7 separate regions of the Mus musculus genome follow, and all the other regions are linked to region 6. The links are chromatin loops, found by intact Hi-C in ENCODE. Cell type or tissue: left cerebral cortex. All regions are shown on one strand.

The links. Hi-C counts contacts between places; a loop is a spot of excess contacts. Peaks named below come from ENCODE experiments on the same cell type or tissue, not always from the same donor. Only the 100,000 strongest peaks of a DNase experiment are listed, where the experiment ranks them.
Region 1: a loop joins it to region 6, with 4 times the contacts of the local background. A loop is called at or near these places in 8 of 42 quality-filtered maps.
Region 2: a loop joins it to region 6, with 2.6 times the contacts of the local background. A loop is called at or near these places in 5 of 42 quality-filtered maps.
Region 3: it touches region 6 in a loop (5-fold over the local background); 2 of 42 quality-filtered maps call a loop at or near these places.
Region 4: it touches region 6 in a loop (3-fold over the local background); 7 of 42 quality-filtered maps call a loop at or near these places.
Region 5: a loop joins it to region 6, with 2.1 times the contacts of the local background. A loop is called at or near these places in 7 of 42 quality-filtered maps.
Region 7: it touches region 6 in a loop (2.1-fold over the local background); 2 of 42 quality-filtered maps call a loop at or near these places.

What each region holds. Positions count from the first base shown.
Region 1 is chr11:29,244,982-29,248,981 of GRCm38, forward strand. It overlaps Cfap36 (cilia and flagella associated protein 36), which reads right to left and starts at 2,291. Exons shown (of 10, transcript NM_025740.3): 1 at 2,034-2,291; 2 at 105-169. The coding sequence starts at 2,148. In left cerebral cortex, no CTCF peak of the experiment used is centred here; DNase peaks (open chromatin) are centred at 1,691 and 2,407; H3K4me3 peaks cover 2,362 bases; H3K27ac peaks cover 829 bases.
Region 2 is chr11:29,275,825-29,279,824 of GRCm38, forward strand. No RefSeq gene overlaps it. Among named protein-coding and RNA genes, the nearest start is that of Cfap36, 31 kb to the left of the region's middle. In left cerebral cortex, no CTCF peak of the experiment used is centred here; no DNase peak of the experiment used is centred here.
Region 3 is chr11:29,426,536-29,430,535 of GRCm38, forward strand. It overlaps Ccdc88a (coiled coil domain containing 88A), which reads left to right. Exons shown (of 31, transcript NM_001363368.1): 6 at 2,798-2,881; 7 at 3,577-3,717. Among named protein-coding and RNA genes, the nearest start is that of Gm51886, 28 kb to the left of the region's middle. In left cerebral cortex, no CTCF peak of the experiment used is centred here; a DNase peak (open chromatin) is centred at 2,433; H3K27ac peaks cover 2,424 bases.
Region 4 is chr11:29,266,479-29,270,478 of GRCm38, forward strand. No RefSeq gene overlaps it. Among named protein-coding and RNA genes, the nearest start is that of Cfap36, 21 kb to the left of the region's middle. In left cerebral cortex, a CTCF peak has its summit at 1,568 (motif pointing right); a DNase peak (open chromatin) is centred at 1,575.
Region 5 is chr11:29,502,686-29,506,685 of GRCm38, forward strand. It overlaps Ccdc88a (coiled coil domain containing 88A), which reads left to right. Exons shown (of 31, transcript NM_001363368.1): 30 at 698-966; 31 at 1,167-3,449. The coding sequence ends at 2,120. Among named protein-coding and RNA genes, the nearest start is that of Prorsd1, 10 kb to the right of the region's middle. In left cerebral cortex, no CTCF peak of the experiment used is centred here; no DNase peak of the experiment used is centred here.
Region 6 is chr11:29,372,091-29,376,090 of GRCm38, forward strand. Ccdc88a (coiled coil domain containing 88A) reads left to right here and starts at 1,568. Exons shown (of 31, transcript NM_001363368.1): 1 at 1,568-2,320; 2 at 2,417-2,517. The coding sequence starts at 2,258. In left cerebral cortex, a CTCF peak has its summit at 1,580 (motif pointing right); DNase peaks (open chromatin) are centred at 1,492, 2,360 and 3,830; H3K4me3 peaks cover 3,122 bases; H3K27ac peaks cover 1,558 bases.
Region 7 is chr11:29,433,284-29,437,283 of GRCm38, forward strand. The region is part of intron 7 of Ccdc88a (coiled coil domain containing 88A); the gene reads left to right. Among named protein-coding and RNA genes, the nearest start is that of Gm51886, 35 kb to the left of the region's middle. In left cerebral cortex, no CTCF peak of the experiment used is centred here; no DNase peak of the experiment used is centred here.

The DNA of each region.
Region 1 (4,000 bases), 130 kb before region 6:
TGTGTGATCTAGGCCAGCCTGGTCTACACAGTGAGTTCCAGGCCAGTCATGACTGCATAATGAAGCCCCATCTCAAACAACAAAAATCAGGGGGAAATACTCACCAGCTCTTTGTATTCTTGATGGATTTCTGTGTAGGTTAATTTGCTTTCTTCTTCATCATCAAAAACTAGATTTATAATAATAAAACAGTGTAAAAGAACAAATCATTTAATTAAGTACAAATATAGAAATCTTATAAATGTCCTTGCAGGCACCTGTTCTCTCTCCCCTTCCACCATGTGGGTTGTGGGTTGACTCAACTCATCAAGTTTACCAACACTCTTGCCCCTAAGCCATCTTCTCAGTGCCTTTATTTTTAACATTTATGTACCTGCACTTGACACTTTATATTTTACTCTTTACTTGTGCACCTTCTATGGTAGACTGTAAACTTTTTAAGGATAGCATATCTATCCCCAGTGTCTGCTCTAAGATAACTCAGTGAATACTGAAAGGTTAATATCACAGAGCTGTCCAAACTAATCGTTAAGCATTCTGAGGCAGAGAACAGCACATTGGCAGCCCCACATCAGTGAGGTATAAAGTTATTCCAAGTGTTCTGACTTCAATTCTTTTTACATTGCATTTGGTCTCTGTGACACTTCTCATGCATTCAATACAAATACTAATTCTTTTCAGTTCTAAAACTACATCATTGTGGTGTGTTTGTAAGCCCTAGCTTTGCTTCTCTGTAAAAATGCACAATCAGCTGTTACTACCGAGATGTAGCCACTCTTGACACCTGTGGATGGATAGAAGGCATACCATACCCCACACAATTTCTATTAAGGATTTAGTCTCAAAAATACATGAAAATCAGTGGGAGACATAATCCCTCTTGCAGGAGGCCAGGCTATCCCCATGATTCATCAACCTTTTAACAGCACTCTAAATTCTACAGGAACACAAGTCAATTGCTTTGCTTTCTGATCCTTCATAAAAGCTGCCTACCAAAACACTTAACTCGTGTTTGAACTTTAACAGTTAGAATAAAATAAAAGGTTCAGTGATCAAACAACATTCTTTCTTTACTAGATTCATAGAATTTTGGGTTTGAGAGAAGTCTTGCAAGACAATTCAGGATAAGAACCCTCTGTTAGCTGAATCTCAAACAAGCTGCATTGCAGTACAGTCACTGTCGAGTGTATGCAGATACTTCAAATGCCTGGGAACCCATTAACTTTTCAAGCAGGCCACCTCATCCTAGAAAAGTGTATAAAAGATTCCCTTCACTGAAATGTGTTCTCTGCAGCTGTGAGTCAGTATTCACTCACCCCAGCTCTATTGCACCGATCTTTACAAAAAGTCTGTCCCCCTAACCTAAGACACAAGTTCAGACGATATATATTGCTACCCTCCAAGTATTGCCTAGGCAAAAAAAAAAAAAAAAAAAAAACCAAGATAAAGGTTGGATAGGACATCGTTTGTGATTGCTTCTCTATGAACAGAGTCCAATTCGTCTTATGAACTCGGATATGAGCGTGATATGAACCGATCAGAAAGCACTGATGCTGGTCCTTCAAAAGAATGCCACATTTGTATATCTCGTTTGTTAGAAAGCTCTTCCTCCCCATCGCCTGCTTTGGTCCTGCCGGAGTAATCGAATGCCCCCCTTTGCAGATAAAATGGCCAGAGTGAATTTGTCATTTCATAGGCTGAGTCCACAGGGCGACATCTCAGGGGTCAGAAGGAACTCGAAGAAAAACGACGTTTTCCCCAAATAACTGAGGAAGATGCTGGTTACCCAAACAGTCCACTTGCGCGGGGTAGAAAGATACGGGGTGAAGTGACAGGCCGAACATGGGATTAAAGTCTAATGTCTTCAGGACAGGCGCTCGGGCAGAGTGGGTGAAAAGTCTTGGTGAGCAATTTCACGTCTGCAAACAAACGAGCCACTCGGGAAGGGATGTACGTAATTCCTTCTACAAAACTGTCCTAGGCCCGGCAGGCAGAGACAGTAATATTTGGCTTGTTCACAGTCTGGTTCTTACCTTCGCATTTCTGCTCCACAAAGTCCAAGATGGGGATAGACCAATCCGGGCCCCGCAGGAACCCAGCGATGCTCTCCACCACCCATTCCACTTCGTCCTCTTCTTCCGCAGCCATCCCGCTCGCACCCGGCGACGCGGACGCCTAGGCCGGATTCCCCCAGCCCTGTCTGGCCTTTCGGCCGCAGGAAGCGACGGAGAATGCGGGCAGCAAGGTCCCCGCAATCGCCGGGCCCCCAGGTTAGACACCACAAACCAGTTAACGTAAAATGGTCGCTATGACAACGTACGCAGCAGCCCGGAAGTGAGGCCTGAGTCCTGAGCTCCTGGAGGGGGGGGGCTGGATTAGGAACGTTTCCTATTGGCTAGAAGAGAACGGGGCAAACGATAGCCCTCCACTCATTGGCCCGTAGTTGCTAGGCTGAGAGCAGACGCGCGGGCATTGGCTACTGCGCTTAGAGACGGCGTTCGCGCTCCCGTGTGCGCGCGGCCCGTCTCAAAATGGCGTGCTGAAGGCGTGGCTTCCCTGAGGACCTCCTCCCACCTCATCCCTAGCGGTCTTCAGACCCCCTGGCCCTTGAAAACAAAATTGAGAGAAATATGCTCTGTGAGGTTTACTGATTGATTCTGCAAGCCGTTTGCTTGCTGTCTAAGGATGGGTCTAAGCTTAGTTAACAACAACTAAAATTAGGACAAGTATAAAATCAGTTAATCTCCATTTAATTAGGCTTTCATAGACAGTATTTAGAAAGTATCAAGGTTGCTCTCTTCCTACTTAAGAGCCAGAGGACTCCCAAGAATCTTATAACTAGATGTGGTGGCCTACACCTTTAATCCCAATACTCCTGATAGCCACAGGCAGACAGACCTGAGAGTCCCAGGCCCACCAAGGCTATATAATGAGAGTGGTGAGGAGCTGGAGGAGCAGACTCTACAACTTCAGTTTCATGAAAGTGGAAGTGGAGGACTCAGTGAGAACCAGAGGTGACTGTGTGTTGGGCCGACAGCACAGTACCAGGTCTGGTTGAGGGCAGGAGCTACATACAGCAAATGTTCATGGAAAGCTCAGGAGGAACTAAAGGGGTATTAGAGGCAGAGGACCCTGAAGATCTCAACGTTTCAGTGGTTCTCAACCTTCCTAATGCTGCAGCCTTTTAATACAGTTTCTCGTATTGTGGTGACACCCAACCATAGAATTATTGCATTGCTACTCCATATTGTAACTTTACAACTGTTGTAAATCTGGTGTGCAGGATTTCTGATCCGTGGCCCACAGGTTGAGAACTATTTCAATATATACTAAAGCTGTTGATAGAGGACCCAGCTCTCAAGTCAGCAATTAGTATGTTAGCTAGTTAATCTTGTCTTCTGTCCAAGAATTTCCTTATGGACGAAAAGGTCATTTCTGTGGGGATTTGTCTTGTCACCTGTCTCATCATTGAAGTCTCTGAGGACCACAAAAGCTGCTGAGCCACAAAAGTCATCAAAGGGGCTCCAGGCCCCTCCTTGCTGCCCAGCCTATGGCTCCTCAGGAGCTGTCCAAAATGGCGGTATCACAACATCTCAGCCTACAGCCATCATAAGAGCCGTAAGAGTGGTCCACAGTGGCACACTGCTTTTCTCACCTCATCGGGAGCTGCCCCTCAGGAGCTGTTCATAATGGCCACACTTTTCATGCCTCAGCCTACAGCTTTCATGAAGCACCACTGCAGAAGCTGTCCACCGTGGCAGCACCTCCTCTCTAGCCCCCCCCACACACACACACACACACACCACACACACCACACACACACACACACACACACACACACACACACACACACAAACAGCCCCACAGAGATGGAGCCTCAGGTAAAGCCAGCTACATCCAGGAAGGACTTCTCACCCTAACCCATGGGCCCGATGAAAGGAAAATGGGGTGAAAAAAAGAGCCACCAATTCCTGAGCCACCCCATATTCAAGACTTGAAA
Region 2 (4,000 bases), 96 kb before region 6:
TGAAGCAGACACAGGTGAAAGGATGTTCTGCTAAAGCAAGCACGTCAAAGGACATGTGAGGAAGGAGTCTTCACTAACAACTTGCATGTATCGGTCCACCTTACATTGTGTAGTTGAGCTGTATTTGTTGGGATGCCATAGAGAGAAATGTACCAAAAACAAACAAACAAACAAACAAAAACTTCTGGTGGTGTGTCTCTGCTTTTTTGCCACTTCTGTGTACTTGGGCAAAGTGGCAAAGTGATGTCAGCTGAGGCAAGAGACTTCTGAGGCCAGACCCAGACATATGATGTTTGAAGATTGTTTAGAAAGGACTGGACACAGTGTCAAGAGGCTGGGCTAGGTTGGCTTAAAGAGCTAGCTGTGCAACACTTGTGAGTCTCAAGTCTTCACTGATCTTTCCTTCACTGATGCACAGTCGAGAACTTCTCCTGGCATTCCTGTTGGCCCTGGTTCTTCCTGCTGAGGCCTGGCTATCCCGGCTAGGTAGTGCCACTGCTGCTAGTTCGTGTTTGCAGACTGCTGGTGTATCTGTGAAGTGTTTGTAAGTGGATCGAGCTACCAATATTTACCTGTGAACTGAACTACCAATTTCCAGACAACACGGACAGAAGATTCTCCAAAGAATAATTTCTAAACAGGTCCACTTCCCTCTTATCCTTTCTTTTCCATTACCTCTGTTAGGTGGTGGGATAAAAGGAAGGTTAAATTATTTAAGAACCATCATTAAAAATAGATGTTGAAAAAATTAGATTTACAACTTCACACTATGATAGTGTGTATTTAGCATTTGCTAAGTACTGAGCATGGTGACAAGTATCTTTTATACGTGTTCTGTGATAGAAATGTGTGTTGACAGGTATCTAGACTGATTCCAAACATTGGCTACTGTGAGTAGTGCCACAATAAACATGACTATGAAGGAATGTGTTGGGCATACTGATTTATTTCCTTCAGATGTGCATCTAGAAATGTGATAGCTGGGTCTTATGGTACTTATACTTCTAAGGACTTTGTTGTTTTGTTTGTTGGAAGCAGGGGTTCATTTAACTCCAACTGGCCTTGAACTGACTACATAGCTAAAGATGACTTGAACTCTCCAGCCTCTACTTACCCATTACTAGCAGAACCACTATGCTCTGTTTCTATGATGTTGGAGCCATGACTTTGTAATGGTAAGCAAGCATTCAATCAGCCAAACTATATCCTGGCCTATGCAACACCTTTATTTTTAACTTAGTGAAATGTTACAGCTGTGGTTAAAATTCTTTCTAAGCATATGCGTGTTTTGTCTACTGCATGTACTCTGCCTTTGTGTGCCTAGTGTCCACTCCAGGCCAGAAAAAAATATCAGATCCCTGCAATTGAAGCTACAGCCAGGTTTGAGCTGTCATCTAAGTGTTGGTGACTGAGCCTCAGTCCTCTGTAAGAGCAGCAAGTACTCTTAACCACTGAGTCATCTTTGCAGCCCCTTGTATGACTTTTTTTCTTGTATGTATGTGTGTGTGTGTGTGTGTGTGTGTGTGTGTGTGTGTGTGTGTGTGTGTGTATTTGGTAGGGTAATTCACTATGTAGCCCTTTCCTAGCTTGGAACTCACTCTGTACACCATACTGACCTCCAACCGTCAGTTTATCTCCCTCCAAAGTGCTGGGGGATTACAGGGCTAAGCCAGCCATGTCTAGCTCTCATCTTCTAATTGTAGTATTTACACCCCTGGTGTAAATGTGTTCATATTTTCACATTCTCTGAGGTAGATGTGAGCAAGCTCCTCTCCCTCATCAGGTCCTAACAATAAGACCCAGAGTACAATTTCACTACAGTTTACCCGGGAAAACAATATATTTATTAAGCTTACTTATAGATGTGAGTGAGGGGTTATTGTCAGGTGTATGGGTGACCCCACTAGAACGTCTATGGATACTTTCCCATAGTTGCATAGATGGTCCTGCTTCTTCTACTCTTTCCAGGATCCAGAGGTCACACAGTTATCTCAGAATTGCAAACAAATGGCTGAGAGGAGTGGCCAGACACTCAAGTACTTTGGAGATTGCCATATTAGTAAAGGACTGAAGAAATTATTGTGATTTTTTTTAAAGGAGCCAGTCTCCTCACTTTCATAAAGGAGCCTATTCTCTTCACAATGTTTGGCATTAAAAGACTGTTGGAATTTGGGTCAGAGCTAAGCACATGCCTTAAATCTCAGCAGTCTGGAGGTAGAAGTAAGGAAATCTCTGTGAGTTCGGGGCCATCATGGTGAATTACAGGACAGTCAGGACTACACAGCGAGACCCTCTCTTAAAAACAGCAGCAATAAAGCGTTTGGATCACACAACAAATTACTTGATATAACAAACTTGAAGAGAAAAAGATAGTCTCTGAGGTTTCAGTCATCTTTCACTCTGTGAAGGCAGGGCATCGTGGTGGTAGAATGTGACAGGCTACTCTCCTCATAATAGGAAGAAGAGGAAAAGGAAAGCCTCCCAGAGACAGGCTGCAGTGACCTACTTCCTCCAACTAGGCCCCACTGCCTGATTTATACCTCATAAAAACACCATTAGTTATGACCCCATCAAGGGATTGAGCCAATGATAGCTCAGGCCCCCAGAATCCCACCATCTTCCAAAGGCCCATGATCTGGAACCAAGTCTCCAGAGTAACCTCCGCCAGACGTCTCATATTCAAACTATAAATAAAGACTCTGTGAACATTTGATGAATAAATTAATGGTGACCTAGTAAACAGTGCCTCACATTTGCCTAAAAATAAAGCATTGCTCTTTTCTGATCCCAGGGAAATGGTAGAGGTGGTGTTATCCTGACAGAATAGGACTTGTTTTTAATCCAGGAAAAATATGCTTGAATTCTAGGTCAAATGCCTTAAAATTATTATTAGCAATAGATTTAAAAATACCAGAGAAACAGAAGTGCCATTTCAAAATATAATGTATTGTCCATGTAGAGTGTCACTAATTAACTATTTAATTGCTTCTCCAAACGATATGAACTCTGCTTTCAATAGAGGGGGAAGGTCCATGTTATGATGCTGTAAGTTGCTTTTATTGAAGCTATAGACTTTTTTCAAGTTCTAAATTATAGGTTCTTTGTAAAATATCCTTACTCTGCTATTTCGTTATATAACAGCAAACCATGGGTTGGCATATAAATAATTACCTGACATCTTAAGATTCTCCCAAAGTCCTACATTTTTAGCATTTGTGAATACAGTATATCATAATTTCCATTATCTTTTCAGTTTTTGTTTTATTTTCCTCAAAATGTATAAAATATTTTTCAACTCAGTTTAAAATAGAGGAGAAGAAATAGAACTATGTGTACGTGTGTGTGTGTGTGTTGTACATGTGTGTATGTATCATGTTTGCATGTGTATGTGTGTGGTGTCCCCACCATTTACATGAGACCTATGGGTTATAATTCTGGTCCTCACACTTACATGACAACTGTTTTACTCACTAAGCCATATCTCTAGTCAAGATGTTTATATTTTGTGGAATCAAAATTGTGTATTTCACTTTTATTTTTAATCTTTAATATGAAAACTTGCAAATATGTACGAAAGAAGTGCTCTTTCAGCAATTTTCAGCATTATTTTGCAACTGACATACCATGACAACATGTATAGGAAATACTAAAAGGGGATTTCTAGGCCAGGTTAAAGGCAAACCTGACTCTCCAATGGCTACAAGAAAGAAGTGTAAACTAAAGAAGTCAGCAGCTGACTCTAGGCACTTTGTGGTGAAATAAGTATTACTGAGGGTGGCCACCAGACAACAGATCGTGAAAAAGAAAAAGATGGGACACCAAGGCTCAGCCTCAGCATGGTCTAGCCATCCCCAGGAAACTTACCTTCTTATTAATATTGAAGGAGAAAGGGGAGAAACATTGTTTTAAAACATAGTCATATATTTAATTATATGATAGTATTTTATTATGAGATAGAGTACCTGTTAAGTTTTTCTTTTTTGAGTTTTAAATCTATTTT
Region 3 (4,000 bases), 54 kb after region 6:
CACACCAGCCCCCTATTTTAGGGTATTTTTTTGCTTTTGGTTTTTTTTGTTGTTGTTGTTGTTCTTTTGTTTTTATTTTTGTTTTGCTTTATTATGTAGCTCTGGTTGACCTTCAACTTTTGATTCATGTACTTCCACCTTCCAGTGCTGGGATTGCAGGTGTGCACCACCACTCCCAATGTATACAGTGCCTGGAATTAAACCTTTGTGTTCATGTATGCTAGGCAAGCACTTTACTAATTGAGCTACAGATCTACCTATAAAATGAGATTTTTGTAAACAAACAAATGAATTCACTAGTAATATTTCACATTTATTAACATAATTTTATATTCTAGAATTTGTTGGCTTTCAGAACTGACTGCTTCAGAGATACAATGTTTAATATACATATACTTTTAAACATGTATATGGATCAATATGACTGTGTATACATGTATTCAATATAAACATATTTATGGCAGATAATGATCAGGTCACGATTAATGGTATACCTACCACCTCAAGACATTTTTTTTTTGTTTTTGTTTTAAGGGCATACAAAAATCCTTCTGTACTATATATGACATTACACCCTATCCATTTATCTGTGTACTAGTATCAATTAGTAGTCCCCTGTTCTAATCTATTTCTACTCTAACCCATCATCTTTCTCTTCTTAATATCATTTCTAGCTTCTAGTAGCCACCATGGGGGCACTATTCATATATAAATTAAGTCATTACATTTCTTTAATATGTTGTACATGATTGTTTATTTAACAACCAATTAAATATTTAGACATATGTCGTTTTTTTATTGTTGCTATTCTAATTTGGTTATCAGGTCTTTGGTTAAAAACACTTTCCTTACTCATTTATAGCTACTATATACTGCATTTGTATTTAAACATGCCTTAGTTCGAGCTAGAGAAAGTACCCAGTGAGCTGAAGGAGTTTGCAGCTCCATAGAAGGAACATCAATATGAACTAACCAGTACCCCCAGAGCTCCCAGGGACTAAACCACCAACCAGAGAGTACACATGGTGAGACTCATGGCTCTAGCTGCATATGTAGCAGAGGATGGCCTAGTCAGTCATCAATGGGAGGGGAGGCCCTTGGTCCTGTGAAGGTTTGATGCCCCAGTGTAGGGGAATGCAAGGGCCAGGAAACGGGTGTGGGTGGGTTGGTGACCAGGGGGAGGAGGGACGGGAGTGGGGAGGAATCAGGAAAGAGAATGACATTTGAAATGTAAATAAAGAAAATATCTAATTAAAAAACTATCAAAAATATCTTAGTTTGTGAATGTTATAATAATCAGTGTAACAGAGTAACTATACTGAAATAACAGTGACTTGTAAGGCTTATAAAATGGAATGTATATTTCTTTTTTAAACCACTACAGAAAACCATAAGACAGTTGTATTAGGGTACTCTGAATGAATCTTAATTATTAAATTTCATAATAATCCTGCTATTTTATGTTCTGATTGGCTAAAAACTCTTCCTAAGTCAGTAAATACAGAAATGTTGAAAGGTTGGGATTGCTGTCTCTGTAAAGCTGCTTTATACATGCTGTAAGTATACAATTAGAAAATTAATCCACAGTCGTTCTTACAAGACCTGTTTAATAGTCCTGAGCCCGAAACAGGTTAGTGTTTTTTAAAAAAGCATGTTGATCCCAATTCCATTCCCTCCAAAACTCTTCAGTTTCTACTCATAATTAGAAATTGTGCTCTCCTGGTAATTTATTTGTAAAGATCTGTATATCAGCAATAGTTTAGTTTTCACTGAACATAGAACTCTAGGTGAAGTATGGATTGTGTTCAGATGATTGTATAATGACAACAGTAGAGCATTAGAAACGTAACTTGAATCAGAGCTTTGTTAAGTTTCTTAATGATCAAAAGAACCAGTTTTTCTTTTTGAGGGCTTATTGTCTTTTCTGGCTCTGTACTTGGCCCAGGAGATGCACAAGGCAGCACTGTCTATTTTGTATGCACCTCTCATTTAGTGCATACAAAATAAGTTGGATTAGCAGCTATATTGCAATGTAAGAGATATAGACAAGCAGAGATGAAGATGTGTGTTGTTATTTAATCCTTGTTGGAAAAAGATATGGTTCATACTTTATGTTTTTAACTAAAATAAAACTTTAAAAAAATTAACAATAAGAAATAACTATTTGGTTACATGTTTATTTATATACAGGATTAAATTTTGCTTTTGGTTACTTTGTTACAGTAGAAACAAACCAAATATTTATTGTATTACCTTACAAATGTTGAACTGGGTCATCAAAGTTAGTTTCTTTTATTAAGATTAATAGGATGAATATGAGAGAATAAATTATAAGCTTGAAGTAAAAATCGCCTAGTTTCTTTTCCTCAAGAAGAAAGGCAGTGTTGTTTGGTGACAGTTGGGGACTGACTGAGCATTTTGGCAGTATTCCGAATTCTGCCACTGACTCACTGTGGGTTTTGGCAAGTAACTTGTTCCCTCTGAAACAAGTTCTTGATTCTTTACTTCTCTGTTTATAAAGTTAGCATAATAATATCCTGACCTCAGATGTGTTGTATAATATGTTCCTACTTTAGAACTTTCTAGCATAAAATAGTATAGATTTCAGTCCATGGCTCTTAAATGTTTCGAATTATTGCATCTTCATTAGGTAAGTGTATCTGAAAGGTTATCTAAATGGAGAACAAAACCCTCAGTGTGCTGTTCAAATATAATGCTTGCTGCATTTTTATTTTTATATAGCATTTTAAGGACAATACAGAGTCTGAATGGTCTCTCCTCCCACTCCTCATTTCAGTGTCAGAAAAAGGAAGAATTTATTGAAAAAATTCAAGGTTTAGATTTTGATACGAAAGCAGCAGTTGCTGCACACATTCAAGAGGTAACCACTTATATATATTAATTTTTATGAAGTTTATAGTGTGTTTTCTAATATTATCTCCCCAAATACTTAGTTACAGGATGAACAAGAACAATTAAAAATCAAATATAAATTAACCTTTTATATTTATATCTTCTCTTTAGAGATAGATGATTTTATAAGTGAATTTTATTATGACACAGTGCTTACTACACATTTACTCTCACTATTGTCTATGAGGAAATGAAAATCTTGGAGTGCAATTTTTGTCTTTATTAGGTAGCACAGAATGAATGATAGGGGTAAGATAATAGGCTTTGTCTTTATGTGCTTTTTTTTTCTTAAATGAAGATCATTTTTATTGAGCTGTTATTTGGATTACACAAGTACATTGATTTTAAAAAATATTTATGTAAATATCTGACTCATAATGTACTATGTCAAATTATTGATGATAATTTATTAAAATTTATTTTAAAATTGTGAAAATTAGTAGTATTTTAAATATTCTCAGAGGAAGGTATTTACTATATCATCCTTTTCTTAGTTAAGAGTCCAGATGAGAATTTATTTAAATTTAGTTAAAATGTTTGGGGTGTCATCATTAACTTCAAATCTCCTTCTTTCTGCCTTTGTAGTTAATTTTGTTCTAAAATGAAATCAATAAGCATTAACCCTTCTAATAACCTTTGATTATTTTTCTTACCTCTGTAAAGGTAACTCATAATCAAGAAAATGTATTTGATCTGCAATGGATGGAAGTGACAGATATGTCTCAGGAAGACATAGAACCACTCTTAAAGAATATGGTGTCACATCTAAGAAGACTGATAGATGAGAGAGATGAACATTCAGAGGTTAGTAAATTTATTTTATCATAAAACTTTGCTTTCTTAAAAAAAAATTAGGTGGTGGTGGTGGCACATGCCTTTAATTCCAGCACTCAGGAGGCAGAGGCAGGTGTTTCTCTGTGAGTTCAAGACCAACCTAGTCTATAGAGAGCAAGTTTCAAAACAACCAGGGCTGCACAGAGAAATACTGTCTCAAAAAACAAACAACCTTCCCAAATAAACAAAAAAAGATAGGTTTCTAGAATTGATACCCTGTTTCTTTGGAAGAGGTAATAAACAATAATCTTCC
Region 4 (4,000 bases), 110 kb before region 6:
CAGAGTTGAGTAATGGCCCTAGCTAGCATTCTCCTTTTTACTCAACCAAAGACCCATTCATGGAGTACTGCAACCCACACTTAGTGTGGAATCTCATTCCTCAATTACCTTGTATACAAACTCCTCCAGAGGCATGCACAGAGGTTGTCTCCTAGATGATCCTATCTCCTCTCAACTTGACAATACAAACAATTTCAGGAACTATAGAGTGAATTGAGACACAGCCTCATTCCTGACCTTCAGAACTTGGACTAGTCTGTAGGGTCCATCTCATTTCTTTACTGCCAAAATAGTTTTGCTGCACAGATTGTTCATAGCCATGAATTTCTCAATGATAGGCTATTAGCTTTTATGTCTTTCAGGACCATTGAAGAGTGTCTTTAAGGACAATTGTAACCATTAGTGGAATTCCTAGCAAGATATGTATTCCAGGTTTGGCAGAGTGGGGGGCATGTTAGGTAATTTAAGTGCCTATGAGAGAGAGAGAGAGAGTGCATTTGAGTCTCTAAGACAGCTACAGGCCTTTATAGGACAGAAAATTTTGTATCAGAAATACCATAAAAGCCTGTGGAGTTAGCTGGTCCAGTGGCATATACACTTTAAGCCCAGCACTCTGATGGCAGAGGAAGATGAATCTCTGAGTTTGAGGTCAGCCTGGTCTACAGAGCAAGTTTCAGTACAGCTAGGCTACACAGAGAAACTTTGTCTTGGAAAACAAAAACAAAAAACCTCCAGAGTCTAAAAAAAGCCTCAGCAAGTCTGATGTTTAAACATCATGCCCCGCCTAGGAAGGGAAGGCAACACCCATTTAGGTAGGGTAAAAAAAGAATGACTAAAAATATTCATCTAGTATACATATTAAGGAGGCTGTGGGCTAACGTGATGGCTCTGTGGTTAAGAGTGCTTGCTGCTTCTTCCAGAGGTCCTAAGCTCAACTGTCAGCACACAACCCTCAATAAGTCCAGTTCCAGGGGACCCAGTGCACTCTTCTGACCTCTTCTGACACTAGGCATGTATACATTGGCAAAACTGTCACACAAATAAAATATTTTTTTTTAAAACTTCAAAATAAAAAAGGAGGGTGTAAATTGAACTTATTGGGACTTGCTATTGATAGCAATGAGAAGGACCAGGGTTCAGAAGTTCTAACAAGAAGTGGTCAGGGCAGAAAAATCACTCCCATATTGATATGAAATATAATTGTGATCCCTGCTATTCTGAGAGTCGGTAGGTGCTCATTCATAGAGATGGAAAATGCAAGAGACTGTATAGCACCCGGGACCCATCAATTCTCAAAGCAGAGGGGCCTCTTTCCCTCTGGAGCATTTCACAGTCCAGGAACAAAGTTGGGAGCACTTGTTCTTTTTTTTTCAAAAAAGAAGTGAGCATGAGGTCCTTGGATGGAAATTGGGAGAGGGGATATTCTCTTCCAGTATGTTCCCACTTTAACGGACTGGATATGGTTCTTGGATGGGGGCATCGAACCCAGTGGATTTGGGAATATCTTGGCTACTTTAAGATACCTTTGATTCAAAGCTAGCATGGCTCTGGTTCAGTGAACTAGACAGCCACTAGATGGAGCGCTAGGTTTTCCTGAGATGGCATGGAATTAGGCAAGGATCCTGACCTTTTTCTCTTTCTGAACTGTCCTGGTCTTTTCTCTTTTCCTTCTCTCCAATTTACCCATTCTGACTCTTGAGGTTTCATCCCTGTTTTAAGTACCTTGAGGCCATGTCTAATAAAGTAGTGAAAGTACCCTGGGGTTAGAAGGAGCACTTCATTTAATCTTTGAAGTTTTTGCTTACTAGCTGGAGAGGCTTGTCTTTAAACATGTACAGCTAGGATTTTCCAAACTCTCACAGTCTAGAATATATGTGATCTTGGTTTGAGCCAGCCTAGAGAGTACTGTTTCCAGAAGCTCACTGTGTCTTTCCCATCACTTTAGCCCTTTCCATCTGATAGTTTTGGTAAGTCATTTTTCCCGTCATTACTTTTATCAGTGTAATGAACAGGAGTCTGAGTGAGGCATGGGACAGAGCCTGGCCAGGCCATATTAAGTGTAGCCTCATCAGCTCAGGCTAAAGACAGATACACAACATGGAGGAGGTAATAAGGACGGCACTCTTAACAGTGCCAGATTAGGTAAAATGCCAGAATGAGTTCTTATGAATCTTTAATGAAAGTGGAAAGATGCTGGCTAAGTGACCCTTGTGTGGATTATATTATGGGCAAGTTAGACATGGAGAAGAAGATGTGTACTCAGATGATGTCCCTGTCTTAGTTAGGGCTTTACTCTGTGAATAGACACCATGACCAAGGCAACTCGGTTTGTTTGTTTGTTTTTAAGATTTATTTATTTCTTATATGTAAGTACACTGTAGCTGTCTTCAGACACTCCAGAAGAGGGCATCAGATTTAATTATGGATGGTTGTGAGCCACCATGTGGTTGCTGGGATTTGAACTCAGGACCTTCGGAAGAGCAGTTGGCACTCTTAACTGCTGAGCCATCTCGCCAGTCCCCCAAGGCAACTCTTATAAGGACAACGTTTAATGGGGGCTGGCTTACAGATTCAGAGATTTGGTCCAGTATCATCAAGGCAGGAGCATGGCATTGTCCAGGCATGCATGGTGAAGGAGAGTGCATATCTGTGTGCTGAGGGAATGTTGGGAGGGAAGAGGAAGAGAGAACAAAAATGAAGCAGGGAGAGGCACAGGTATTGGGTGCAGGAAGCTAGACCAGAGGCTAAGCAGAGATGGACCATGTCAGGAACATCAATAATAGGGCATCTCGTGGTGTGTAAAGAGAGTCTAGTGGGGCACCTAGAGAGTCTTTCACACCTAGGGGTGAGAAGTCCTGTGAAAGGCCATGAAGCTTTGATATGAGGAATTTGAGTCCTTTCCTAAATTATGACAAAGAAGTCTAATTGTAGGGTAAAATTATAGCTTGTGACATGAACTAACAGGCTATCTTGATCTGGAGTGGGTTTAAGAACAAAATCTATTACAAACAAAAAAAAATGTGTCTTTTCTTTTTGAGAATCTGAACATCAGATTTAAAGCCATAGGAGTACATTCCAGGAGTCAGAGGAGATAGAGAGCACAAAACCATCAAGCGAATCCTGCCTAAGATTCATTGTTCCACCTCTGTTATTGATCTTCCCTGCCTTACATGTACTTTAGTCTGGAAGCCTTCCTGGCTAGCCAAACCCACCTAGTTGGTCAAGCCAGACTAACCTGGAGGGGAAACCTTTCAAATAAAAACTGATGTAGGGTGGGGGATAAGACCCCTTTGTTCTGGGGAAAGCAAAACCTGGCCATGTTCAGATCTATGGGATTCGGAAGTGTATCTGTAAGGGAATCCCAGGCACAAACACCATGTCTTGTGTTTTGCTTGCTCTCACTCTGGAAAGTCACACAAATTCTGAATAGAAAACTAGAGTGAGCAGGAGAGAAAAATGCATCTGTGCAGATGCATCCTGGACATGCTACCAAGGCCAGATCTTCAATGTTTCTAGTGGGGCTTCAAAAAGGAAGAAAAGTAACCACTTTCCCCTTCAGCCCATATAACTGGGCATCTTCCCTTTACCTTGCTCCAGTCATGGGTAGAATTTATCAGTTTCTAAAGGAAGGTAAGATTTTCTACAAGGGCTTAACTCCTTAGCATGTATTTTTCTGGTGACAAAGTTCCAGAATCACAAACAAAAAACCTTTGTTATTAATGGAGAGCCACCATATCCAGGGGCTTCTGTTACCTGCCAGCCTCTTAAATTTTATTCTATGTGTATGGGTGTTTTGTCTTCATATATGTCTATGTACCACATGCATGGTGCCCTCAGAGGCCTCAGGAGAGGGTATTAGATCCCCTGAGACTGGAGTTACAGACAGTTGTGGTCAACAACATGATTGCTAGGAATTTAAATAAGGTTCTTTGGAAGAGCACCCAGTGCTCTTAACCAATGAGCCATCTCTCTGGCCCATACCAGCCTCTTAGCCCACCAC
Region 5 (4,000 bases), 130 kb after region 6:
CTTGCAATCCCAGCATTTGTTTTAGGATAGCCTGGCCTACATACTGAGATCCAAACCAGACTAGGCTATACAACGAAACCCTGTCTGAAATACTGTTTCATTTTTTTATGGGACTTGTCTAATTATTTCATGTCTCCTTTCAACTTTCCTTTTGTGTATGGTATTAAGGGTGTTTTGGGACATGTTTAAGGTTTTTTTATTTAGTATGAAATCTTTGAATAAGTAATTGAACTGAGACTCATAGAGACAGAAAATAAAGTATTTTTTGCATTTAAATGTTTGGTGTTTTAACATTCTGTAATAATTTAAAATATGTCTTTTTTTCCAAATTGTGAGTTATTTTATAGTTATTTGAGCCTGAATTGTTGTTTTTTTACTTGCTTTATTCATTCATTTAGTCTTGAATATATTGAATGACTGTTTAATGTGAAACTCTTTAGGATTTGACTTTGGTGATAAAAGTATATTTTTACTCTAATAGAACTTAAAATATTTGTTGGTTTAATAAAACCAGAAAAGCAGCTGTGGTATCCAGTTGTTATACTGAGGAACAAGTAACATAGCTTACCTAAGTATATGTAAAATGAAGTTTAAAGTCAGTGAGACTACTAATAGAGTTAGAAACCTGCTAACAAATATTACATAGTATTGTCTCATTTCTATTATTGAAGTTTCAACACACCATTTACTCCAAAAGCAGGTGCAGTTAATATCCAAAGCAGGCCACAAAGCCACAGCAGTGGAGATTTCAGTCTGCTTCATGATCATGAGACTTGGTCTAGCAGTGGTAGCAGTCCAATTCAGTATTTGAAAAGACAGACCAGGTCAAGCCCTATGCTCCAGCACAAAATATCTGAAACAATAGAGAGTCGAGCCCATCACAAGATGAAAGCTGGCTCCCCAGGAAGTGAAGTTGTTACTCTACAACAGTTTTTGGAAGAAAGCAACAAGCTTACCTCAATACAGGTTAGTTCTTTATATGGTAAACTTGATTTAAATGAGCAACACTAGTTAAATGCATTGTAACTGAACCTTAGGAGGGAAAAAAATTAAGTTATAGTGTACTAAGAGATAACACCAACTCTTTAGTGTGTAGTTCAGTTTATCAGGAGACTAAAAATGTCTATATTCTTGTCTATAATCTGCACTGTTTTGCCTTTTAACAGTTGAAGTCCTCGAGTCAAGAGAATCTTTTAGATGAAGTAATGAAAAGTTTGTCTGTGTCTTCCGACTTTCTGGGGAAAGACAAGCCAGTTAGCTGTACCCTGGCCAGGTCAGTAAGTGGAAAGACTCCAGGGGACTTCTATGATAGACGGACAACTAAGCCTGAATTTTTGAGAACTGGTCCTCAAAAGACTGAAGATGCCTACACCATCAGCTCTGCAGGGAAACCTACACCAAGCACTCAAGGAAAGATAAAACTAGTAAAAGAAACCTCTGTGTCAAGACAATCAAAAGATAGCAATCCTTATGCCACTTTACCTCGTGCAAGCAGTGTGATCTCTACTGCTGAAGGAACAACTCGAAGGACGAGCATCCATGATTTTTTGAGCAAAGACAGTAGACTGCCCGTGTCAGTCGATTCATCACCACCTACTGCTGGTAGCAGCAGCACTACAGCATCTAGTGAGTACCATTTACAGCAGTGGTCCTCTGACATGCCAACACATTCTGAAGACACATCTGAGTCCGTTTATACCCAGGCTAGAAATTCAAGTTCAGGAAGGCCATGTTTTCTAAACCAAACTTTTGCCACTGTTAAAATGTCTAATGATACATTTGGAATATCAGGTAATGATAGCCATGAGACATTTAGTGTTGTTCATTCATCTCAGCCATTTCTATCCCTGAACACAGAACTAGTTAGTAACATAAGTGGGTTACCTCCCAAGTCACCACTCACTAGAATAACTGGCCAGACCTTTGCCTCTTTGGATAAAACTGCACAGAAAGATAACAAACATTTTTCTGATAGTCAGAACCCCAGTCACAGTAAGACACAGTTCTCTGAAGATAGCGATCTTATCATTCCTGCATGCCTCTACCCTGATGACACAGACGTTGCATTATCGGTTTCAGAGGACAGCCAAATTGTTTGGTATGAATATGGTTGTATTTGATCAAAACTGCATAGTATGTTAATATTACTCATTAGGCTTATATTAAGATTGTTACAGAGTTCAGCTATATAAAAAGGCATGTATATAAACACCACACCAAAGTCTGCATGAAATAGTAATTGCATTGTGCATTTTTGCATGCCTTTTAAACCCCACCCACATTTCTTTTACATCTTTTTAATGCTTGATAAAGATGATAAAGACACTTCATGTCATGGATCATGTCCAAGTAGCTGCATGTTCTGTTATCAAGAAAACATATCCAAGTCATTGTTTGGCTGCTTCTAAAAAGCATGTTCATCGCTCTTCCTGCTGCCTGCTCCCCAGCCCTCTCCTTTGCTTCCTGAATGTGCACTTCATGCTGCACATGCACAGCATTCATAAGAAAATGTTTTTGAAATGGTATTTTTTTGTCACTTAATCATGTTATCTTTCCTGTTCTCTTTTCAAAGAAATAGTTAATAGTTCATCTTTATTTGAACTAATGCTTGCACTTATAAAACATTGTTCAAATTTAAAATACTGTTTATTCATAAATGTGTTATTCCTGGAGTTTTCTATCAAATTTAAATGTAACTTACACAGTGAGTAGGCATGTTTGTATTACAGTTCCCTTCTTGGTGCTGTTCCTTTCCCGATAAATGCAATAGCTTAACTACTTCCCCTTTATTTTTTTGGTATCCTTAACACAAATTTTTCCAGTTTTTTTTTTAAACATATGAGTCAAAGAGAAATAAACCAAGTTACTTATTACCTTGGGAATTTGTATTTTTACTTCAATTCAGAAGAATAGCAAGGTTTTTAAATGATGAAAAAAATTAACTTCTGTCATTAATTTATTACTAAATGTAAATCCTTAATGCAAACTTTTTAAAAATTAATACATTGCGCTAGAGTATAAAATTAGAACTTGTGAGCATAAAAATGAAAAATACACTATGTAGTCTTTATTCTAAAATCTGTTGTATTAAAAACATAGTCTTGCCTGGTGTATGCCTTTAACCCTGGCAGTTTGGGAGGCAGAGGTGAGTGGTTCTCTGAGTTCCAGGCCAGCCAGCGCTGTGAACTGGGACCCCGTCTCAAAAAGTTCAAACAAAAAGAAAACAAAACAAGCAAAAATAGAAAAATAGTCTTTAGCTCCCCACGCTCTCAAACAGTACACACACACAAACGCACACACACACACACACACACACACACACACGACAAAGATACTATCCATAAACATGGACTCCAATGTCATATAGTTTTCAATTATCTTTCTGTGTTCATGTCAATCTACACCAAATCAGCTTTAATTCCTCAGCATTAAAAAAATCTATAATCTTATTTCTGCAGGATATTTAGCTGTTTCAGGAATGTTTTAATAATTTTGATTCAGCCTAAATATTACTGATAAAACTCCGCCTTAGGTAGGTGCCATAAGAAGCTCTATGAGTGAAGGGATTAGTGCTTGTGTACTTAACCTCGCTGAGCTGTCATTAATACCAGACAAAAGGGAAAATCTTCAGTCTTTGCCTGACTAAAAATCTCTCCCCTGGTACATTCCCAGGATCACCTTACAGATAGATCCCTTTTGTTTATATTGCTGACCATATGTTTCTTTCCTTACAGCTATTCTTAAAATAGTTCTGAGACAAGTGATCAGATGAACCCAAGCGGTATTTTACATATTTTAGTACCACCTAATAGGCTTACTGCATGAATATATCATTACCTTATACTATGAATTTTTTGTCTAGTCAGTCTTAATACTTCAGACATTTTTGTGCTGTTTTCCCTTTTGTTCATAGCCTACTAATAAATGGTAAGCTGAGACTGATGCAGCACAAAGACAGAAATGCTTTACTTAGCTTTGGACATCATGAAACAAACCTTAT
Region 6 (4,000 bases):
TAGTGAGTCTTGCTATCAGAAATCCTGAAGGTTCGTGCCCCACGTTGGACGCAAACAAACTTTTGCTGGGCGTGGTGGTGCACATCTTAAATCCCAGCACTTGGAAGGCAGAGGAAGAGGCAGGCAGATTTCTGAGTTCGAGGCCAGCCTGGTCTACAAGTAAGTTCCAGGACAGCTACACAGAGAAACCTTGTCTTGAAAACAAGCAAACAGACAAACAAACAAACAAAAGAAATCCTGAAGAAATTGTGGTGTTTAATTTAGTATATGATAAAACATGTTTACTGTTACCTTAAATTATGAGAGATGGAGAGATGACTCAGTGGTTATGAGCTCTGGTTGCTGGTGCAGAGGACCAGGGTTTGATTCCTGGCATCCAGTGGCTCATGGCTGCCTCTAACCTCTGTTCCAGGGAACCTAGTGCCCTCTTCTGACCTCCACAGGAACCAGGCACATAAGTGGGGAAGAAACATACATCCAAGGCAAAAATTCATACAATCAATGAAAAATAAAACATACAAAAATAGATATCATTAAACATATGAGTAGTCAAAGAGGATAGGTACTTGTAAGCACTGTGCAAACATAAAATGCATTGTAATATCACAATACCATATTGTGTTTGGAAAAAGATGTTTTCTATTCCATCTTATCCTGGACATGCTATGGGTATGAGGAAGAATAACATTTAATTTGCTGTGGAACTGTCATATTTTGATGGGCCCTCTAGTACATAAGATAAATGATTTTTAACAAATGTTTGTCACACAACTTGGATGATTTCTAAATATTTTCTCTTGTGGCTCTCAATTTGGATTTTTTTTCCCAGTGACCAAGAAGTCAAAAAATAATGCCTGCATCATGGAAACTCCAGTCAGGAAATCCCATGTTGAAAGGCAGCTTTGGTTATTCTCGACTCTTATAAATATTTCATATATATATAATATATAAATTATATAAATATATATTATATCTATAAATATTTCATATATATATGAAAAGACGGGAAAACAAAAACAACCTCCATCCCCCCAAGATGTGCTTTTGCTTCTTGCTGCAGCTTTCCTAGGCCTTTTAGGGGGCGAGAAAGCATGTTTAACAGAGCAAATCAAAGTGTCCGAAAGAGGATGTCTGCACCCCTCGTGTTTAAAAAAAAGATGGGTTTCGTTCCTTTTCCTTCACACATGAAAGAAGGCGCTCCAGGAGGAAAGAAACCATAATTAGACATGAGCGAGCAAGCAGACAGACCCGGTTCCTCAGTCTTGCCCGGTTCCTCAGTCTCGCCCCCTACACCCTGGCATCCGTCCGGGGCGCGGACTCGACGCGGGCCCCCGCCGCAGCTGCATCGTCCGCGCGTCCACGCTCCGCCAGAATCTGGGCGGCGGCGGGCCGGCCGGGGGCGCGCTCACGCGGGAGCGCGCTCTTGCAGCGGTTTTCTTCTCCCACAATCCAGAGGTAGAGGCGCGGGAGGGCGGGGAGTCGGCGGAAGGATACTGGCGCGGAGGGAGTGGCGCGCTCGCCCGCCAGGCCGGCGGCGGGTGTGCTGCGGCACTGCGGTTCCGAGGCCGTTACCCTAGCTCCTCCAGAGGGCGGCGGAGGAGGCTGGAGCGCGGCAGCGGAGCGTCCGGGCGTCGCTGAGGCACACGGAGGCTGGCGGGGCTCCTGCAGCCGGACGGTCAGGGACACGCCTCGGTGCTCCGGACCCCGGCCAAGGCCAGGGCGCTGAAGCGAGCGCGAGGCCGCGGAGGGATGCTGAGCGCCTGGAGAGGGGCGAGCCGCGCCTGAGGCTGTGAGGTTGCGGGCAGACGCTCCCAGCTCTCGGCGCCCGTGCCCACTGGCGGCCGGAACGCCCAGAACCGCTCGCCCAGGTCCAGCCCGGCCCCCTCGGCCCCCACGTTGGGCTTGAGTTCTTGGCGGCCGCTGCGCTGGCCGGCTCCCCCCGGGAGCGGGGCAACCTTGACGGGCTTTTTGTCTCGTGCCCCGGCCGCTCTCCGCGTCCTCCTCCTCCAGATGCCTTTTTTCTGCCCCTCCTCACCGGGTGCAGACTGCCAGCATCGGCTGCGGCTCAGCGCGGGATTCGGGCTCGTTTCCCCGGGGGGGCTAAGGAGGGACAGCTCTTCCCCTTCTTCGATGGGATTTTCCTCTCCTGCCGGAATGAACTTTCATTGATTCCGTCTTCTACATTTACTGACCAATTCCCTGGGCGTATTTGTGGTACTTCCTCCCCCCGCCCCCTCCTGAATATATAATCTGTAAAATGGAGAACGAAATCTTCACTCCCCTTCTGGAGCAGTTCATGACCAGCCCCTTGGTCACTTGGGTAAGGAAGATGTCCTTTATGGTATATTTGGCCGTGTTATTTGTGGCTGCAGAGATGGAGGTGGGCGTTCACGTCGTGATAATCCTTCTGTTCTAGGTTAAAACGTTTGGACCTCTGGCTGCAGGAAATGGGACTAACCTGGATGAGTATGTGGCTTTAGTGGATGGGGTATTCTTGAACCAGGTCATGCTCCAAATGTAAGTGTCTTCTTCTTTCTTGGTAACTTATATTCTTTGAAACATTACATACTTTGAACTTAGATTTCACGACTTAATTTGGTTCTTTGGCCAGAAAAAAAAAAATCAGGTAGTTTAATTGGATCTTGGAAGGAGCGGTATTCTTATGTGCCTGCCCCATTTATCACAACCAAATAGTTATACCTGTTAAAATTGGTAAACTTTATCCGTGACTTTGCCAATTCTGTTTTGTCATTTATTGTCTTGACTGCTGAAATTCAAACTACATTGTGTCATCTTTGGTCATTTGGTAAAATGACGGAGATAGAGAAATCTTGTCTACCACAGGGAAAAGACTTAACTGAAGTTATATATGTGGAAAGATATTTATTAACCTTTTTAGTATAAGAATAAGTGGTTCAAAAATGGAAAGTGGTGAACTAATATGTTTCAGAAGTGAAAAATTCAGTTAACATTACAATTGGTCAGGAAGACTTTGTAGCAAACAATTTAAATATCCAAGTTTGATTAGATGGCTTATTGTGTTATTGATGAATTATTAAATTGTTTAATATTTGAGGAATTGTTTAAAGGTATTTTGAGGTTTATAAATAACTGAAGTCTTGAGAGCTGGGTTAATTAGTTAAATCTTTTGTTTGTAATACTGAGCATCTGTTAAGTAGGAATGGGGTTTTTGAGCTAGAAATTGAATATTGAAAGCATATCAGTACTTAGATCAGAGTAATACAAATGACTCCATTTTATTGTTACGGTATTGTAGTGCAGATTCATTGTGAGTACTAAAGTGGTTATCAGTTGCTGAAGATTTAGACTTCTTTCTCAGTCCAGTATCATTACAAGAATCTTGTACTTTTTGACTTGAAGATACTTCTTTTATATATGTGAGAAATTAATTCAGTATAAATGCTTGTTAGAGTCTGTATACTATTCTGTTAATTTTACATATATCAATTCCGTTTTTTTTTTTTAATGGAAATTATTTTTCTTTTTATACTTTCTATTTTAAGAGGTTTTTGCGGGTTAGGTTTTTGTCACCTTGACACAGGGATCTTTAGGGAGAAGGAAACCCTCAGTTAGAAAATGTCTTTGCCCTTCCCACCTGCAGGCAAGTCTGTGGGGGCATTTTCTTGGTTGCTTCATGTGGTTGCTTCATGCCCAACCCACCGCTGACAGTCCCTACCCTGGGCCGGTGGTCTTCGTTTGTGTAAGAAAGGTAGCTGAGCAAGCCAGAGGGACCTAGCTAGTAAACAGCCTTTCTCTGGGCTCTCAGCTTTAGTCCTGCCAGCTCCTGCTGGGACTTTTTTTTGTTTTTCAGTGATGAACTATTACCTAGAAGTAAGAGGAAATAAACCCTTTCTTCCACAGTTGCTTTTGGTCATGTGTATATCATAGCAAAAGAAAGCAAGCTAGGACAAGGTTAGGAGTGAAGTGCAGAAGGATTGTTCCAGTGCTAACCTCTGTGCCCTCAGAGGCTGGTACTGTT
Region 7 (4,000 bases), 61 kb after region 6:
ATCATGTGGTTGCTGGGATTTGAACTCAGGACCTTCGGAAGGGTAGTCAGTGCTCTTAATCACTGAGCCATCTCTCTAGCCCAGAATTGTTCTTTCTAACTCTGTAAAGAATTGAATTGGAATTTTAATTGCGGTTGCATTGAATCTGTAGACTGCTTTTAACAAGATGGCCATTTTTACTATATTAATCCTGCCAATCCACGAGCACGGGAGAACTTTCCATCTTCTGAGGTCTTTGATTTCTTTCTTCAGAGACTTGAAGTTCTTGTCATATAGATCTTTTACTTAATTGGTTAGAGTCACACCAAGAAACTTTATATTGTTTGTGACTATTGTGAAGGGTGTTGTTTTCTTAATTTCTTTCTCAGCCTGTTGATCTTTGAGTAGAGGAAGGCTACTGATTTGTTTGAGTTAATTTTATATCCGGCCACTTTGCTAAAGTTGTTTATCAGCTGTAGGAGTTCTCTGGTGGAATTTTTGGGGTCACTTATATATACTATCATATCATCTGCAAATAGTGATGTTTTGACTTCTTCCTTTCCAATTTGTATCCCTATGATCTCCTTTTGTTGTCTAATTGCTCTAGCTAGAACTTCAAGTACTATATTGAATAGATAGGGGGAGAGAGGGTGGCCTTATCTAGTTCTTGATTTTAGTGGGATTGCTTCAAGTTTCTCTCCATTTAGTTTGATGTTGGCTACTGGTTTGCTGTATATTGCTTTTACTATGTTTAGGTATGGTCCTTGAATTCCTGATCTTTCCAAAACTTTTACCATGAAGGGATGTTGAGTTTTGTCAAATGCTTTTTCAGCATCTAATGAAATGATCATGGTTTTTTTTTTTCCTTTGAGTTTGTTTATGTAGTGGATTACATTGATGGATTTCCATATATTGAACCATCCCTGCATCACTGTGTTGAAGCCTACTTGATTATGGTGAATGATCATTTTGATGTGTTCTTAGATTCAGTTGGCAAGAATTTTATTGAGTATTTTTGCATCGACATTCATAAGGGAAATTGGTCTGAAGTTCTCTTTCTTTGTTGGGTCTTTATGTGATTTAGGTACCAGAGTAATTGTGGCTTCATAGAATGAATTGGGTAGAGTACCTTCTGTTTCTATTTTGTGGAATAGTTTGAGGAGAGTTGGGATTAGGTCTTCTTTGAAGGTCTGATAGAATTCTGCACTAAACCCATCTGTTCTTGGGCTCCTTTTGGTTGGAAGACTATTAATGATTGCTTCTATTTCTTTAGGGGTTATGGGAATGTTTCGATGGTTTATATATCCTGATTTAATGTTGGTACCTCATATCCCATTGGACTTGCAAACTTTATATGCCCTAGTACCGGAGAACGCCAAGGCCAAAAAGTGGGAGTGCGTGGGTAGGGGAGTGGGGGGGGGGGGTATGAGGGACTTTTGGGATAGCATTGGAAATGTAAATGAGGAAAATACCTAATAAAAAATATTAAAAAAAGAAAAAGAAAATTGTCCATTTCATCCAGGTTTTCCAGATTTGTTGAGTAAAGGCTTTTGTAGTAGGATCTGATGATTTATTTTTTATTTCCTCAGTTTCTGTTGTTATATCTCCCTTTTCATTTCTGATTTTGTTAATTTGGATACTGTCTCTGTGCCCTGTGATTAGTCTGGCTAAGGGTTTATCTATCTTGTGGATTTTCTCAAAAAACCAGCTCCTTCTTTGGTTGAGTCTTTGTATAGTTCTTTTTGTTTTCCCTTGGTTGATTTCAGGCCTGTGCTTGAGTATTTCCTGCATTCTACTCCTCTTGGCTGTATTCAGGTGTGCTGTTAAGCTGCTAGTGCATGCTCTCCTGAGTTTCTTTTTGGAGGCACTCAGAACTATGAGTTTTCCTCTTAGCACTGCTTTTATTGTGTTCCATAAGTTTGAGCATATTGTACCCTCATTTTCATTAAATTCTAAAAAGTCTTTAATGTCTTTCTTTATTTCTTCCTTGACCAAGTTATCATTGAGTAGAGTCTTGTTCAGCTTCCGTGTGTATGTGGGCTTTCGGTTGTTTTTTGTTGCCATTGAAAACCAGCCGTAATCTGTACTGATCTGATATGATGCATGGGATTATTTCAGTCTTCTTATATATGTTGAGGACTTTTACATGACTGATTATATGGTCATTTTGGGGGAAGGTACCATGAGGTTCTGAGAAGAAGGTATATTCTTTTAATTTAGGATGAAATGTTCTATAGATATCTGTTAAATCCATTTGGTCCATAACTTCTGTTAGTTTCACTGTGTCTCTGTTTAGTTTCTGTTTCCCTGATTTGTACATTGATGAGATTGGGGTGCTGAAGTCCTCCACTATTATTGTGAGGTGCAATGTGTGCTTTGAGCTTTAGTAAAGTTTCTGTTATGAATGTAGGTGCCCTTGGATTAGGAGCATAGATGTTTAGAATTGAGAATTTTTCTTGGTAGAGTTTTTCTTTGATGAGTATGAAGTGTCTTGTCTGATATTAGAATGGCTACTCCAGCTTGTTTCTTGGGACCATTTGCTTGGAAAATTGCTTTCCAGCCCTTTACTCTCAAGTAGTGTTTGTCTTTGACACTGAGGTAGGTGCGTTTCCTGTATGCAGCAAAATGCTGGGTCCTGTTTATGTATCCAGTCTGTTAGTCTATGTCTTTGTATTGAGGAATTGAGTCCATTGATGTTGAGAGATATTAAGGAATAGTGATTGTGGCTTCCTGTTATTTTTTATGTATTTTAATATTTGTGTGGTTATCATCATTTGGGTTTGTTGGAAGAAGATTACTTTCTTCCTTTTTCTAAGGTGTATTTTTCCTCCTTATGTTGGTGTTTTTCCATCTACTATCCTTTGTGGGGCTGGATTTATGGAAAGATACTATGTAAATTTGTTTTTGTCATGAAAATACTTTTTTCTCCATCTGTGGTAATTGAGAGTTTTGTTGGGTATAGTAGTCTGGATTGGCATTTGTGTTCTCTTAGAATCTGTATGACATCTGCCTAGGATTTTCTAGCTTCCATAGTCTGATAGGTCTGCCTTTATATGTTACTTGACCTTTTCCCCTTAGTGCTTTTAATGTTCTTTCTTTGTTTGGTGCATTTGGTGTTTTGACTATTATGGGATGGGTGGGATTTATTTTCTGGTCCAGTCTATTTGGAGTTCTGTAGACTTCTTGTATGTTCATCGGCATCTGTTTCATTAGGTTAGGGAAGTTTTCATCTATAATTTTGTTGAAGATATTTACTGGCCCTTTAAATTGGGAATCTTTGCTCTCTTCTATACCTATTATCCTTAGGTTTGGTCTTCTCATTGTGTTCTGTATTTCCTGGATGTTTGGGGTTAGGAGCATTTTGCATTTTCTTTGACTGTTGTGTCAATGTTTTCTATGGTATCTTCTGCACCTGAGATTCTATCTTCCATCTCTTGTATTCTGTTGGTGATGGTGTCATCTATATCTCCTGATCTCTTTCCTAGATTTTCTATCTCCAGGGTTGTATTCCTTTATGATTTCTTTATTTTTTTCTATTTTCATTTTTAGATCCTGGTTGGTTTTGTTCAGTTCTTTCACCTGTTTGTTTGTGTTTTCCTGTAATTCTTTAAGGAATTTTTGTGTTTTCTCTTTAAGGTCTTCTACCTGATTACCTGTCTTCACTTGTCTTTCTTTAAGGGAGTTATTTATGTTCTTCTTAAAGTCCTCGATTTTCATCATGAAATGTGATTCTAAATCAAAATCTTGCTTTTCCAGTATGTTGGGAGAACACTATTCCAGGGCTCACTGTGGTGGGAGAACTGGGTTCTGATGATGCCAAGTAGACTTGGTTTCTGTTGCTTAGGTTCTTGCCTTTTGCCATCTGGTTATCTCTGGTGTTACCTAGTCTTAGTGTCTCTGACTGTGGTTTGCCCCTCCTGTAAGCCTGTGTGTCAGTATTCCTGGGAGACCAGTTCTCTCCAGGAGGAATTTAGGTATAAAGAGCTGTGGTATAGTGTCAGCTCTTTGGTGAAGACAGAAA